Regions from separate parts of the Mus musculus genome. Here regions 1 and 2 are each linked to region 3. A link is a loop called in an ENCODE intact Hi-C map of the cell type or tissue named here. Cell type or tissue: left cerebral cortex. All regions are shown on one strand.

Evidence for each region. Peaks named below come from ENCODE experiments on the same cell type or tissue, not always from the same donor. Only the 100,000 strongest peaks of a DNase experiment are listed, where the experiment ranks them.
Region 1: it touches region 3 in a loop (7-fold over the local background); 6 of 42 quality-filtered maps call a loop at or near these places.
Region 2: it touches region 3 in a loop (5-fold over the local background); 6 of 42 quality-filtered maps call a loop at or near these places.

The regions. Positions count from the first base shown.
Region 1 is chr17:35,582,277-35,587,276 of GRCm38, reverse strand. No RefSeq gene overlaps it. Among named protein-coding and RNA genes, the nearest start is that of Gm41577, 3.8 kb to the left of the region's middle. In left cerebral cortex, CTCF peaks have their summits at 2,801 (motif pointing left) and 4,194 (motif pointing left); a DNase peak (open chromatin) is centred at 2,801; H3K4me3 peaks cover 189 bases.
Region 2 is chr17:35,588,598-35,593,597 of GRCm38, reverse strand. It overlaps Gm41577 (a long non-coding RNA gene), which reads right to left. Exons shown (of 3, transcript XR_876776.1): 1 at 4,856-5,000; 2 at 3,955-4,041. Among named protein-coding and RNA genes, the nearest start is that of Gm41577, 2.5 kb to the right of the region's middle. In left cerebral cortex, a CTCF peak has its summit at 2,603 (motif pointing left); DNase peaks (open chromatin) are centred at 1,703 and 2,548; H3K27ac peaks cover 322 bases.
Region 3 is chr17:35,663,399-35,668,398 of GRCm38, reverse strand. Vars2 (valyl-tRNA synthetase 2, mitochondrial) reads left to right here and starts at 807. Exons shown (of 29, transcript NM_175137.4): 1 at 807-1,326; 2 at 1,474-1,555; 3 at 1,644-1,744; 4 at 2,147-2,268; 5 at 2,360-2,426; 6 at 2,516-2,613; 7 at 3,547-3,628; 8 at 3,784-3,903; 9 at 4,217-4,328; 10 at 4,849-4,937. The coding sequence starts at 1,126. Gtf2h4 (general transcription factor II H, polypeptide 4) reads left to right here. Exons shown (of 14, transcript NM_010364.4): 14 at 397-671. The coding sequence ends at 569. In left cerebral cortex, CTCF peaks have their summits at 537 and 2,069 (motif pointing right); DNase peaks (open chromatin) are centred at 1,229, 1,471, 1,581, 2,123 and 1 more place; H3K4me3 peaks cover 1,799 bases; H3K27ac peaks cover 1,482 bases.

The DNA.
Region 1 (5,000 bases), 81 kb after region 3:
CCCTGAATGCACTAGGCACACAAGCAGTGCACAGATGTACAAGCAAGCAAAACACCATGCATATGAAAATTATTTTTAAAAGCCCTGAGGGGCTGGTGAGATAATTTGTTGGCTAAAAGCACTTGTCAGACAAGTTCAAGGACCTGAGTTCAATCTTCAGGGCCCATGAAGAAATCCAGGAGTGGTGGCCATATCTGTAATCCCACCACTCCTTTAGCATGGTGGGAGGCTCAAACAGGAATGGTACAAACCCAAAATGTTCTCCTCTGACCTCCATACACACGCACACTCACCTGCAGTCATACACACACACACACACACTTACCTGCAGTCATACACACACACACATTCACATGCAGTCATACACACACACACACATTCACAGTCACCTGAAGTCTCTCACACACTCACCTGCAGTCACACTCACACTCACCTGTAGACACACATACACACACACTCACCTGAAGTCACACACACAAACATACACACACACACACAAGCACCCACATGGCATCTCACTACTGCCTGTAACATCACTTCCAGGGCATCCAACATCCTCACAGATGCAACAACTATGCACAGAAAAAATAAAAATAATGAAGTTAAAAAAAAAAAAGTCAAGTACTCTCAGAGTGCACTGGTGAAACTCAGTTTCTCAGACTTGGGCGTGGTGGCGCACGCCTTTAATCTCAGCACTTGGGAGGCAGAGGCAGAGGATTGTCTTGAATTTGAGGCTAGCCTGAGCTACCTAGCATAATTCTGTCTCAAAAAGAAAAAAAGAAATTAAGAAAAGAAAAGAAAAAACAAAAACAAAAACAAAACGTGCTAGAGGGGTGAAATAAAACAAGACTCCAGAAGTATGAAATAAATAACTCCACACAATTCAAGTAGACACCCTGGCTTCTCCTCAGTAGGTACGGCTCTGTTTCCTTTGACTAAGTGGGGAGACAACTGAGTGGTTAAATCAGGATTGAACATTAGTGGCCATGGCAGATAAGTGACAAGTGGATTTGGCAGATAAGATATTCCGTGGAACATTCTGGAAGCAGGATTTCCACAGCTAGACCTCAGCAGGGATGGGGGTACCAAGAGCCCTCAGGTGTCTAGAACGCCTGACCTAACTGACCAGGTCCGAGACGCTCACACCCTGCCTGAGCCAACACGGCTCAGGGACCCCACCCCTGCCTCCTGCGTTCCACCCTGTGAGTGGTTTGCTCACTGAAGGCTGAAGCCTGTCATGGAGATCCTGCTAGCCATGCTGAAAATTATTTAAGATTAAGTCAAAACCTGTTTCCAACCTCCCCTGCTCCAGCCTTCCCAGCTCTTTCCAGGTAGTCCTGAGAACTTGGCAGCTGGACCTGCCCCAGGAAGATGAATGCAGAAATGCCCTCAGGGAGTGACCAGGTCAACTGATACCTGCAGAGCCTTCAATGAGGTGTTCCAAGGGGAACTGGGCTACTGTTTGCTTCAAACACACCCCTCCAGGGGGATCCTCTGAGGAGGAAGACGAGACCCAGGGCTTAGGTTTCTTTCCATTTTACCAGCCTCATCGACATAGGCAAAGGTCCACAGCTGGGTAGCCTCTGTTGACCCCACTGGCAGCAGCTGGTCCCTAACTGCAGGTGCCTGGCTTTCCTGTGACAGCTTTGTCACAGCCTCTTATGAAGACCTGGGACCACACACAGACTACAGCTCAAGATGCCCACTGCAAGGCTGGCAGGATAGCATAGCACTCGCCCGTAGTCCCAGGTCTCGGAGGCAGAGGCAGGACAATCAGGAGTACAAGACCATCTTCAGCTCTACAGTGAGCAAGAGGCCCATCTGGGCTACATGAGATATGTCACAAAACCCCTAAATCTGGGGCTGGTGAGATGTCCCATCTGCTAAAGGTGCTTGCTCCCTGCCAAGCCTGGTGACAGGGTTCCATCTCTGGGACCCATGTGGTAGGAAGAGAGAACTGATTCCCACAAGTTGTCTTGGACACATACACACAAACACACACATACACACACACACACACACACACACACACACGTGCGCGCGCCTTAAAAAAAAATCAGAGACTTGAGAGAGCTCAGATTTTAAGAGCACTTGCTACTCTTCCAGTGTTTGGCTCCCAGTACCGACGAGGTGGCTCACAACTGTCAGTAACTCCAGTTCCAGAGGATTTGACGTCCTCTTCGGCCCTCCCAGGACACCAGGCACATAAGTGACCCACATCCACTTAGGCAGACAAAGTTTTCACAGTGCATACATACATTTTTTAAAAAAAATTATGTAAAAACAAACCCCCAAACCCAAAAATCAATCAAACAAAAAGAGGTCCACCAAGGATTCAAGGTATAGTCAGGAACTAGGAGTCAACCTTTGACCCAGATTGTCGCTTAGTAAGCAATGGGGTAGTAACTTCAGTCATATAAGAAGCCAGAAACCTTCCTGGGACTGAGTTAGAGGACACACAAAACGGCGACGTTGGAAGGGGATGCCACTCACTACTGCACTAGACTGCATGTCAAACAGTCTGAGCACCTGGTTGTCAGATGACATCACTTTTATCCTGGGACCACAGTCAGGGGCGCCGGTGAGGCAGAGAGGTCTGAAGGGGAGAGGGGTGGTTGGAAACCACTTCTTGTATGCAAGGCCCGAGGCGCTCAGTCTCTGTCTGTGGTCGAGAGAACACGCGTCCTTAGCATACACAGCTGGGATTGAGCCCCCTGAATGTCACTGGACCACAGAGGGCTCCTGCCCAAGCATTCGCCAGAAAGCAAGCGTTCTTTCCTCTACTGGCGTCCCACTGGCTCCCTCTGCTGGCAACAGATCGATATTGAGCTTCCCAGACTGATGCTCTGTGGAGAACCGAATGTTGTCTGGTTGCCATTCCCCAAAGCTCTGCACCTGCTCACTCATTTCTTCTAAACATTGTTGCAAGTTCTTAAGGCTCTCCAGGTAACCCCCTGCTGATTACTACAGCTAAACAATGTCAATGCCAGGGCACTAAACACAGCTGGGTAATTACACACTGTTAAGGAATAAAACAAAAAATAGGGGCTGGAGAGATGGCTCAGCAGGTAGGAACAACACACTGCTCTTGGAAAGGACAGGACTTCGGGTCCCAGCATCCCATACTGCGGCTCATAACTCTCGGTAACGCCAGTTCCAAGGGACACAACATTCTCCTCTGGATTCCATGAACACTAGGCGTTCACGTGATCCCAGACATAACGTGCAAGCAAAACGCACATGCACACAAAAAATAATTTTTTAAAAAGAAGAAACAATGGCCGGGCGTGGTGGCACACACCTTTAATCCCAGCATTCGGGAAGCAGAGGCAGGCGGATTTCTGAGTTCGAGGCCAGCCTGGTCTACAGAGTGAGTTCCAGGACAGCCAGGGCTACACAGAGAAACCCTGTCTCAAAAATCAAAAAAGAAGAAGGAGAAGAAGAAGAAGGAGAAGAAGAAGAAGGAGAAGAATGAGAAGGAGAAGGAGAAGGAGAAGGAGAAGGAGAAGAAGAAGAAGAAGAAGAAGAAGAAGAAGAAGAAGAAGAAGAAGAAGAAGAAGAAGAAGAAGAAGAAGAAGAAGAAAAACAATGCTGGGCCTCTGGACCTGGCTGGTAGTAGCACTAGCCTGGTGTGTGCATGGCTCAGGCTTGTGGATGTTAGTATTTTAAAGTGTATATGACATGCTAATGTGGTAAAAGTTTAAAACTGTTCGTTAAGGTCTTGTAGGAATTAATATACATTAAGGCACTAAAGAATTGAACTGGCGCATGCCTTTAATCCCAGCACTCGGGAGGCAGAGGCAGGCGAATTTCTGAGTTCGAGGCCAGCCTGGTCTACAAAGTGAGTTCCAGGACAGCCAGGGCTACACAGAGAAACCCTGTCTCGAAAAAGAAAAAGAAAAAGAAAAAGAAAAAGAAAAAGAAAAAGAAAAAGAAAAAGAAAAAGAAAAAGAAAAAGAAAAAGAAAAAGAAAAAGAAAAAGAAAAAGAAAAAGAAAAAGAAAAAGAAAAAGAAAAAGAAAAAAAGATTTGAACTGTTTTCTTTTAAATCAAGGCTGGAGAGATGGCTCAGTGGTTAAGAGTACTTGCTACTCTTACTCTTGGCAGAAGGATCCAAGTTCAAACTCAGCCTCCACATAGAGCAACTCACAAACACCTGGAACAGCCCTGGCTCCAAGGGATCTGGTGCCCTCTTGTGGCCAGCAGTAGCACCTGCATTTGTGTGCACAGATATACACAAAATTAAAAATATTTTTGAGGGAAGGGGATTAAAGGCATACGCACCACTGACCAGCCCAAAACTTTTTTTTTTTTTTTGAGACAGGGTCTCTCTGTGTAGCCCCTGGCTGTCCTGGAACTCACTCTGTAGACCAGGCTGGCCTCGAACTCAGAAATTCGCTTCCCTCTGCCTCCTGAGTGCTGGGATTAAAGGTGTGCGCCACCATGCCCGGCCAAAATTAAGTATTTTTAAATTAAATAAATATATACATTTTCAAGAACTCAAGCAGGAAAGATCGCCACCCAGGAAAACTGGCTGTTGCATTCGCTGTGGTGTCTGGACACTCCCACATTCTTGGAGATTTACAAATGTATCAGGATACCAATGTATCCTTTTGGGAGCTCTGAGCCTCTCAGCATCCTGTCCAGGGCACACACTTTCCTTTCACACTTTCCACTCCTGTCCAGAGCTGAGCGAGGTGCAGTCCACACATTTTGGACCACTGTGTAGTTTTCAGAGCTTTGTCTTCTCCACACTTTTGCCTGGTCGTCTCCCGATTTCTCCTTCCAGAGACCCAAGACTCGTCCAGCCTTCTGCTAATAGCGTCCCTGTGCTTTGTGCTCTGGGGCCAGTGAGTCTCAATGTGTTATGTGTCCCCTCAGTACTGGCCAGAGTCCAACTGAAAGACAGCTGCTCTTGAGATTTGAGACTCTCTAATGTCTTGGGCTCGAGTTCCTGGAGCCCGGTGCACAAGCACTGCCTCATTTGCATTACTCTATGAA
Region 2 (5,000 bases), 75 kb after region 3:
AACGCCAGTTTCAGAGGATACAGCACTCTATTCTGACTTCCATGAGCAATGCATACACATGCTGCACATACATAAAGCCAGTGAAATAGTCATACACAATAAATTTTAAAAATATATACAATACATGTATAAATATATATTTTATATTTATAATCAATATAAATATCTATATTAGAGAGAACAATGATGTCTTATATATGTATACATGTGTATATTTGTATATGAATATACATTATATTGTATATGTACAACATATAATCTATATACAATGTATATACTATATATACAATGTATACAATATATAAATATATAGTATATACACAAATACACACACACACACACACATATATTCACCTTACTGTGTAATAGTTCAAAGGGTTTCTTTTTCCTAACTGTAACTTCGCACCCACTAATCTATTTTTTTCTCTCTCTCTTTTCCTCCTTCCTCCTATCATACTTTAAAATTTATGTGGAGGCTAGCGAGATGGCTCAACACTTGTTGCCCTTGCAAAGGACCCAGACTATGTTCCCAGCAACTAGGTGATAGCTCACAGTTGTCTATAACTCCAGCCCTGCCTCTGCAGGCACTGGACACACAGGTGGTACATAGACATACATGTAAGTGAAGCACTCATGCACATAAAATCGTAAATCTTAGGGCCGGGCGTGGTGGCGCACGCCTTTAATCCCAGCACTTGGGAGGCAGAGGCAGGTGGATTTCTGAGTTCGAGGCCAGCCTGGTCTACAAAGTGAGTTCCAAGACAGCCAGGGCTATACAGAGAAACCCTGTCTCGAAAAACCAAAAAAAAAAAAAAAAAAAAAAAAATCATAAATCTTTTAAAGTTAATAAAATCTTTAACTTTGTGTGCACGCAGTGACTATGTGGAGTTCAGAGGACAGTCTGTGGGGTGGTTCTCTCTCTACCCCGTGGGCTCCAGAATGAATCTCAGCTCATCAGGTTTGGCACCTTTACCTACCGCGCTACCTTGCTGGCATCACTATTTAAATTGTGAGTCCTATAAGGGCAAATGCAAGGACTCCTATTAGCTTCGCTCGGGTTTTGCATTTCTCAGTGGGAACAGGAAAATGCTCATATTACGGGGCTTTTAAGGACTATCGATGAGGGCAAAGCAAACGAGAGAGTTGAGTCCCGGCCTCTCTTTCATACTTGAAGAGGCTGAATTCTGTGTGAGGTGGCATTGTGCCTGCCTGAAAAACATCTTTTCCCAATCTCCCTTACACTCTCTGTGATGGCGGGGCGCTGCTCTGTCTGTGTGGTGTCTGTAGAAGTCGCTGCGGCTCCAGAGAGGAAAAAATAAAGAACACACCTTGATAACCCCCCCTGAGCCCCTGACCTTTCACAGGGGCTCACTAGAGCGACAAAGATTGGCAGTTAGCTTCCAACCACAGTTGCTAGTTCATTCATGTACAAAACTCAAGGGTAGTTAACCCATACCTGTTTCATGCCTCACCTTTTGCGCATGCGTCCAGCCCACCCCATCTAATAGCCTCGCTGTGTGATTAAGGAGTGGAACCAAGTCTGGGTGGGCTCAGCTGACACACACCATCACGATGCATCCTGAACTGAGTAGAACAGACATGCTCACCCCAGAGAAATAACCGCTTAGGTGAGTCACTCTTACAAACACATCTCGGCTACCGGCGCACATTCCAATCAGCCCGCATCCACCGCACGAGGATGCTGCGACACCTTCCTTATAAAGTATCTTTGACACCTTTGTAAACACAGCTGCAGTCAGGACTTTCCCTACCGTTTATCTGGCACAGACACCCCTTCGGTCTCTTACACCTCAGTGGAGCCAGCCAGGAGGTAGACTTGAGTTTCCGTAAATATATTTGTTCACTGCCTGCATCCTCTGCTAGAGCAAGAAGTGTCAGGCAGTGGTGGCGCACTCCTTTAATCCCAGCACTTGGGAGGCAGAGGCAGGCGGATCTCTGAGTTCAAGGCCAGCCTGGTCTACAAAGTGAGTTCCAGGACAGCCAGAGCTACACAGAGAAACCCTGTCTAAAAAAAAAAAAAAGAAGTGTCCAAAACCACTGAGGCATCTTTCCAGGCTCCTGAACAGTATTAGAAATCTAGAGAAGTTGCCAAAAAATGTGAACCATTAAAAAGTCACTGGAGCATCCCACTAGGAGCTACTGTCAACCGGACAATAGACCGGTTCTTTCCGGTTACCATTAGTATTCACTCCGGGTGATGAGCAGCCTGCTGCTGCTCTCTGTTACATGAATGGCAGCACCACAGAGCTGCAAACAAATTAAAGAGCAGCTAGTTCTAGAAGCTTCCGGGTTGGTGAAAACGGAAGGTAAAGGAGTGGAACCAAGTCTGGGTGGGCTCAGCTGACACACACCATCACGATGCATCCTGAACTGAGTAGAACAGACATGCTTAGCCCAGAGAATGGATGACATGGTCTGAATATATGCTCAGCATGCAAAAATAAATAATGGGAGAAAACAAGCCACAACAGTCAAACAACTATGGAAACAGTATCCATGGCAACCAAGGAAGGCCTCCAGAAGCAATCAAGACTGCCCGCCTGCAAACCCTAGACGAAGCGTGCTCATGAGCCCCCTAGTGGCAAAACTGGGTAGTGGCCCAGGGATTAGCGTCTCTCCTAAGAGTTAGTTGATTTATTATTTTCAAGAACGGAACTCGGGAAGTTGGCATGCATTGAAGTCCCTAAGATCCCTGTCACACCCCAGCTCCCTTCTCAACCGTGCTTGACGACATGTAGGCAGAGCACACATCCACTAACACCAACCAACTCCCTCTGACTATAAAGACCCCATTGGCTACGTAACACCATTCTTGCATGCACCACTAAGAAAAAAAAATAATCAATTTGGCTGGAACATGACGCTAGTGCTAGGACATAGCCACATTCGAAAGACGTTAAATGTGAAAATAATTATGTTTTATAACCCACAAAATGTGATAAGTGGCTTGGTGAGTCACTTAACCCCAGGGCCTCACTTCCTCACGTAAAACAGTTACGCCCTTCGGCCGCTTACTCACGCTGTGTTCCTCACGGGGCACTAACTCTGAGACAAGCACTGACTTCAGCTGGGAGGGTGAGTGAGAGCGGGACAGCAGAGATTTACCGAGTTTTCCTCTTCCAGGCGGCACTGCAGGGTTTTTTGGTTGTTTTTGTTTGTTTGTTTGTTTTTTAACCTTTTTTCAAAAACTTTAAAATGGCAGACGTGCGTGCGTGCGTGCGTGCATGTGTGTGTGTGTTGTTTTGTTTTTTTGTATTTTGAGAGAGGGTGGAGTGTACCTCATGCTGGCCTTGAACTTGCCAAGGATGAGTGAATTCCTGATGCTCCTGCCTCTGCCTTCCAAGGGCTTGGAATTCAGGCGTGCAGCAGGACACCTGTTCTAACTGTAAGGCTTCTGACGACCCTTGTCACATTAACAACCTGAGTCAGTGGTTCTATGACAAGCTGCAGAGTGAAAACAGAACCCAGATAAGGCCAGAACACCTGGGTCCTCCTTCACAGCCATAGGCACGCCCGATCCAGTTTTGTTTATCGGTTCCTCAATGGATTTGGTCATGTCTTGCCTCCTCCGCCTAACTTATGGCTTATCAAGATGAGGCTATATTTTTCTCCCAGTGAGGCCCTTCGAATAAAATAAAGTGGTAGTCTAAAAAACAACAACAAACAAACAAAAAAACAAAAAAGAAGAAGAAGAAGAAGAAGAAGAAGAAGAAGAAGAAGAAGAAGAAGAAGAAGAAGAAGAAGAAGAGGAAGAGGAAGAGGAAGAGGAAGAGGAAGAGGAAGAGGAAGAGGAAGAAGAAGAAGAAGAAGAAGAAGAAGAAGAAGAAGAAGAAGAAGAAGAAGAAGAAGAAGAAGAAGAAGAGGCTGGAGAGATGGCTAACAGTCCAGAGCACTGGCTGCTCTTCAGGAGGTCCCAGGTTCAGTTCCCAGCACCTCCGGGGTGGCTCACAACCATCTGCAACTTCAGCTCTAGAGGATCCGACATCTTTTTCTTCTGGCTTCTGCATACAACAGGCGCACCTGTGGTTCACAAACATACATGAAGGCAAAACATCCACATACATAAAATAAAAATAAATCTTTAAAAACAAAAAAGACAGTAAAGGAGACTCCACTAAAGTACAGTGACAAAAAAATCCTTTGGAGACAGAGGCAGGAGAATATCTGTGAATTTGAGGCCAAGTGTGGTCTATATAGCAGGTTCCAGGCCAGCCAGGCCTACATAGTAAGATCCTATCATAAAAACAAACAAACAAACAAACACATCAAAATATCTGTGACTGAGCTGGAGAGATGGCTCAGTGGTTAAGAGCACTGACTGCTCTTCCTAAGGTCCTGAGTTCAAATCCCAGCAACCACACAGTGGCTCACAACCATTCATAATGAGATCTGACGCCCTTTTCTGGTGTGTCTGAAGACAGCTACAGTGTACTTATTTATAATAATAACTAAATCTTTAGGCCAGAATGAGCAGGGTCGACTGGAGCGAGCAGAGGTCCTGAATTCAAATTCCCAGCAACCACATGATGGCTCACAGCCATCAGTACAGCTACAGTGTACTCACATACATAAAATAAATAAGTAAATCTTAAAAAATCAAACACAAAAACAAAAACCCGTGACTATGGTTTCCATGGTAACCAAGAGCCTATCCTTTCTTGTCCTCAGATCAAGAACATTCCAGAAATTTTCTTAATAACTATAGGCGTTAAACAGTATTGTTTTTCTACATATAAACATCTAACCCATAATAAGGTCTTTAAATTAATTTAAGCATTTAAAAGAGGTCTGCAAGCTCCTTGGAGGACAACTGTGGCTGAAGCTGGACACTCACCTACAGATCTGAGCAGAAGGCAGGATGTTTTTCTGCCCCGGGCGGGGTTGGGGGCTGGAGAAGCTGGTGGGGATCTCTAGTCCCCAGATTTTCAGGACAAAAGCTCTGGTTAAACAAGTGAGAGCCACGCTAGAAAGAAAGCTAA
Region 3 (5,000 bases):
TCATTGGCTAAAGAGGTAAGGCCAGCAATTTCACGCAAAAGTTTTGTGCATTTCGTATTTGTTTCTCAAAAGGGAAGGAGAGGAAGACTGATCTTTTATTTTGGTATATTAGTAGCAGGAAATATGTCCCAAATCAGTGCAGTTTGAATTAAGCTAGGTGAGGGGATAAGAGGCAGGGTAATTCAGTCTTCTCTTTAGGTGGGTTTGCGTGGCTTTTCTTGTGGATTCTGCTGTCTTTTCGAGTGTCTGGATGCCACAGGTGTTAAAGTTGAACAGTCGACTATCCGTAGAGAATTAGTCCTAAGAACTGTGGCCTGCAGCCCCTGCCTGCATGCTGCTTGGAGGGGCAGAGACCACTGCAGCCCCTCACCTCCTGCCTGTCCCACCCGACCCCAGGCGTCCTGTATAACCAGTTCCTGTCGCAAGTGGACTTTGAACTGCTGCTGGCCCACGCGCGGGAGCTGGGCGTGCTTGTGTTCGAGAACTCGGCCAAGCGGCTGATGGTGGTGACGCCGGCAGGGCACAGCGACGTCAAGCGCTTCTGGAAGCGGCAGAAGCACAGCTCCTGAGCCGGCCAGGTCCAGCCCCGGGCGGGCAGCTTTCCAACTCAGATGTATTTTGTTTACACACCGGGATATTTCTTGTTTAATAAAATTATGGAAAAAAATCTACGCGGCTTCAGACGTCTGCCGGCGTTTCCCTACCCAACGCAGTGATACCCGCTTCTAGCCAGAAAGCCGGAGGAGCGAGAGTCTTTTACGCATGCGCCTGCGTGTCCCCGCCCACGCATGCGCGCGCACCTCGCCATGCACCTATCGGCTCTGAGTTCGCCGGGACGTTCGAGTTAGAGGCGCATGGCCGAGGTTGCGGGGGTGGGGGTGGTCCCAGGCTTCCGAACCCCAACCTTCGTGTCCGCGTCAGTGCCCGGTGACGGGCAGAGCTCCCGCCTTCTCTGGACGCCCTGGTTTCAGTGATTCCAGAGTGCTGTCCACACCGTGCGCTCCGCCCCTAGGCGGAAGGACGTAGAGTGAGAGAGGGTCCTGCGGATGGGAGTGAAGGGTTGCGACCTCCTGCATCCCATGGCCTCGTAGTGAGCAGACCTCCATCCCTTCCCAAACACTCCCGATGCCTCATTTGCCTCTGGCCTCTTTCCGGCCACCGCTCTGGGGGCTGAGGCCCTCATGGGGTCTTTCCAGGCCCCAGGCACTTTGTACACAGCCGGAGCCCCACGGCTCCCCTGTCTCTCGGAGGAACCGTGAAGCCAAACAGAAGCGCCTGCGCGAGAAACAGGCGGCCCTGGAGGCTGGGCTAGCTGAGAAGAGCAAGGTCAGGGGTCAGTCCTTGGGTCTCCCAAGACTTGGGAAGGGGCTGAAAGAGACTGGCGCAGGGATCCAGATGACTGTGGTGTATTGGGGATTGCAGCCTCCACCCCCACTCCGCAACACACACACACACCCTGTTTCCTCCCTGCAGATACCTGCAGTGCCCACTAAGGCCTGGAGTCACAAGGAGGTAGTATTGTATGAAATCCCCACCGGGCCAGGTGAAAAGAAAGGTAAAGTGTAGGGTGTGTTTTGCGATGTTGTTGCTCTTTGGTCTGCTAACATGCAGTTCAGTAGTGGATCTCTGTTCTGCTTCCACAGATGTTTCTGGGCCCCTGCCTCCTGCTTACAGTCCCCAGTATGTTGAAGCGGCCTGGTACCAGTGGTGGGTGCGAGAGGGCTTCTTCAAACCAGAGTATCAGGTCAGTGCGCGGCAGAGGGCTTCTATGAGGTCCTTAAGACAGAGTGAGTGGCCCTTGAACTTGGTGGGCACAGGCTAACTTCACAGTTGATGTTTATTTCTTTCGGCCCCTGGTTTTCTTTTTGCCTCCCCCGTGTTGGATTTCAATAATAATAATAATAATAATAATAATAATAATAAATTTGAGACACTGTTTCTCCACGTAGTCCTGGCCGTCCTGGAACTCTGTAGACGAGGCTGGCCTCAAACTCAGAGATCTGCCTTCCTCTGCCTTTTCACACGTGTGCCACTACACCTGGCCTTCTTGAAGTTCTTTTTGCCCCAAGGCACCAGAGGGTGCTGTTCCCCTAGGCAACAGCAACAACTAGTTCTCCCTCGCCTCTGACTTCCTCATTCCTTCCAGGCAAGGCTGCCCCAAGCTACAGGGGAGACCTTTTCCATGTGTATCCCACCTCCCAATGTCACCGGCTCCCTGCACATTGGCCATGCACTCACAGTGGCGATCCAGGACGCACTTGTGCGCTGGTGAGAGGCGGTGGGGCCACTGCAGTTCCCGAAGGGAAGGCTGGAAGTGAGGATCAGTGAGCTCAGAGTCCCCATGGTGTTTCTGTGGCAGGCACCGGATGCGTGGGGATCGCGTGCTGTGGATCCCCGGGTCTGATCACGCAGGAATTGCTACACAGGTGGGTCTTGTGCCCCCCTCTGCTTGGTTGAAAGTGCCGTCTTTATGTGAAGCCTGACTAGCTTTCATTTACACCTGATCCCATTTCAGGCCATGGTGGAGAAGCAGCTATGGAAGGAGCAGAGGGTGCGGAGACATGAGCTGAGCCGGGAAGACTTCCTCAGGGCCGTGTGGCAGTGGAAACATGAGTACGAGGGCAGGGCCAGTGGGATTGTCAGCACTACTTCTGACTTGTAGCATTTGGTTTTTCTGGCCTTGTGCTTCACTGTCTCGGAGCAGAGGGAATGATGTCTGAGCCAAGAGTGTGTGTGTGTGCGTGTGTGTCACAATGTGCACATTTGTCTGTATACTGTGCTCATGTTAGAATGCACACACGTGTGTACTATGCTTGTGTTGGGATGCACACTTGTGTGTCCTATGCTCATGTTAGGATGCACACATTTATGTGTATATGGATGGATATATACAAATGTGTGGTTTATTTAACCTCCTTGTCTTATTTTCCTTTGGACTTCATCACCTCTCCCATGCCCCTGGGCCTTCCTATGTCTGTGGTGGTCATGTGCTTCTCTCTCTCTTTCTCTCTCATTTTCTCTCTCTCTTTCTCTCTCTCTCACACACACACACATTTTTCACAAAGTGGCTGCTCCCGATAGGTGTGTACAGGCCTTGGCCCATGGGCCTCTTGCATCCCAGTGTAGCTGTGAATTGTAAACTTAAAACCTTTTGAGGACTTTTTGCTTTACTACATAATTCTCAAATGTAAACTTTGTACATGGCAATGACCTGTTACGGTGTTATGCAAAACGAATGCATGTATGTATGTGCATGTATGTGCCTCCAACCAGTGGGCTACAGCTTAGACACTACTGGTTGTAGCCTAAAATAGCCATCCATCCTGTGTGTCTCAGAGAAGCCAAAGGTTTAGATAACCCTGCAGAGACCTTTCTGTATCTTTTAAAGCCATAGGACGCCCCACCCCAGGTGTGTGGTTCTATCTCCATCAGCGGGGTCAGCTCTATGCGCACTTTATTTCCTCCGGTACCTGGCATTGGCGAGCACCTATGGTTAGTGCTGGGAGGTGCTCTGGTCATATTTACTGATAGAAATCTCTGGTGCAGGAAAGGAGGGGAGATCTATGAACAGCTGTGTGCTCTGGGTGCCTCTCTGGACTGGGATCGAGAGTGTTTCACCATGGATGCCGTGAGTTCATGCCACAGACCCTGTGGGTTTGGGCGGGTGGGGGGGTGTATGTGTGCTAAAGACCAGTGTGGGAAGTGTTGGTAGAGGGATGAGGGAATCCCTGAGTTCAGCAGAGGGAGGGAGGACGTCAGGTATGGACATTCAGATCGTTCCAGGGCTCCTCAGCAGCTGTGACGGAAGCTTTCGTGCGACTCTACAACTCGGGATTGTTGTACCGGAACCGCCAGCTTGTCAACTGGTCATGTACTTTGCGATCGGCCATCTCAGACATTGAGGTGAGGGAGAGGAAGAAAGACAGATTGACGGAGTGAGGTCCTTGCGGCCGCCACAGGTGTCTGTATTTGATTTTTCTCAAGCTCCAATCACTCTGCTTCTCCACGTGCCAATCAGAGGGTGGCATGTGACCTGTGGGGACAGTGGAAGAGCCACAGAGTTCCCGCTGTGCTCAGCAGAGCGGTCTGCCATGGGAGTGAGCTCCGTGACTTTACTGTGGGTGGGAGGGCACGGAAGCAGGGTGGAGAGCTGTAAGGAGCCCTGGATGTGAGCACCACAGAGAGACTTCTCTTTCCTGCCTCCTCAACCCTCCAGGTGGAAAGCCGGCCTCTGCCTGGCCGCACGGTGCTGCAGCTGCCCGGATGCCCAACCCCTGTGTCTTTTGGGCTCCTTGCTTCTGTTGCTTTCCCTGTGGATGGAGAGCCTGGTGAGTGTGGTCCTGAAAGTTGCCCTCTTCCCCTTGCTTCCCGTTTTCTCAAGTCTGTGAGGTTTCCGGGGCCCCTGGTAGGTTTGCACTGTTGTGGGTACTTATTCTGGAGGGGAAGAAAAGGTACGAGGTCCTCTTCATTGGGAACCTAGTGTGACTCTGTGAGGTCTTCCACTAAGAGATCAGTTCTGAGCTAGTGACAAGTGTACCTGAGATCACAGCCTTTGGGGGCAGAAGTGGGAGGATTCCAAGTTCAAGGCTCGCCTGGTCTACATAGTAAGTTCCAAGCCAGCCACAGCTACATGAGGCCCTGTCTTAGTAAAACAATGCAGAAGATTAGTTCTAAAGTGTAGTTTGTTAGTTACCTGCACTCCTGATAGTTCAGAGCAGAGAAGGAGGCAGGCTGCTCCCCCTCCCCCCTCCCCTCCTCCTTCCTGCTCCAGCTCTTACTTACTTCCCCTGTGTGGGAGAGAGGGCAAGGGGTGATGGCTGACCTCAGTGCTTGAATGCTTGTCTCCAGACACAGAGATTGTGGTGGGAACCACCAGGCCAGAGACCCTGCCTGGAGATGTGGCTGTGGCCGTTCATCCAGATGACCCGAGATACACGGTGAGTAGGGTGTGCCTGCACCAGGCCCTCCCACCCTACAGTGCCCCCTTTCTTGTTAGACGC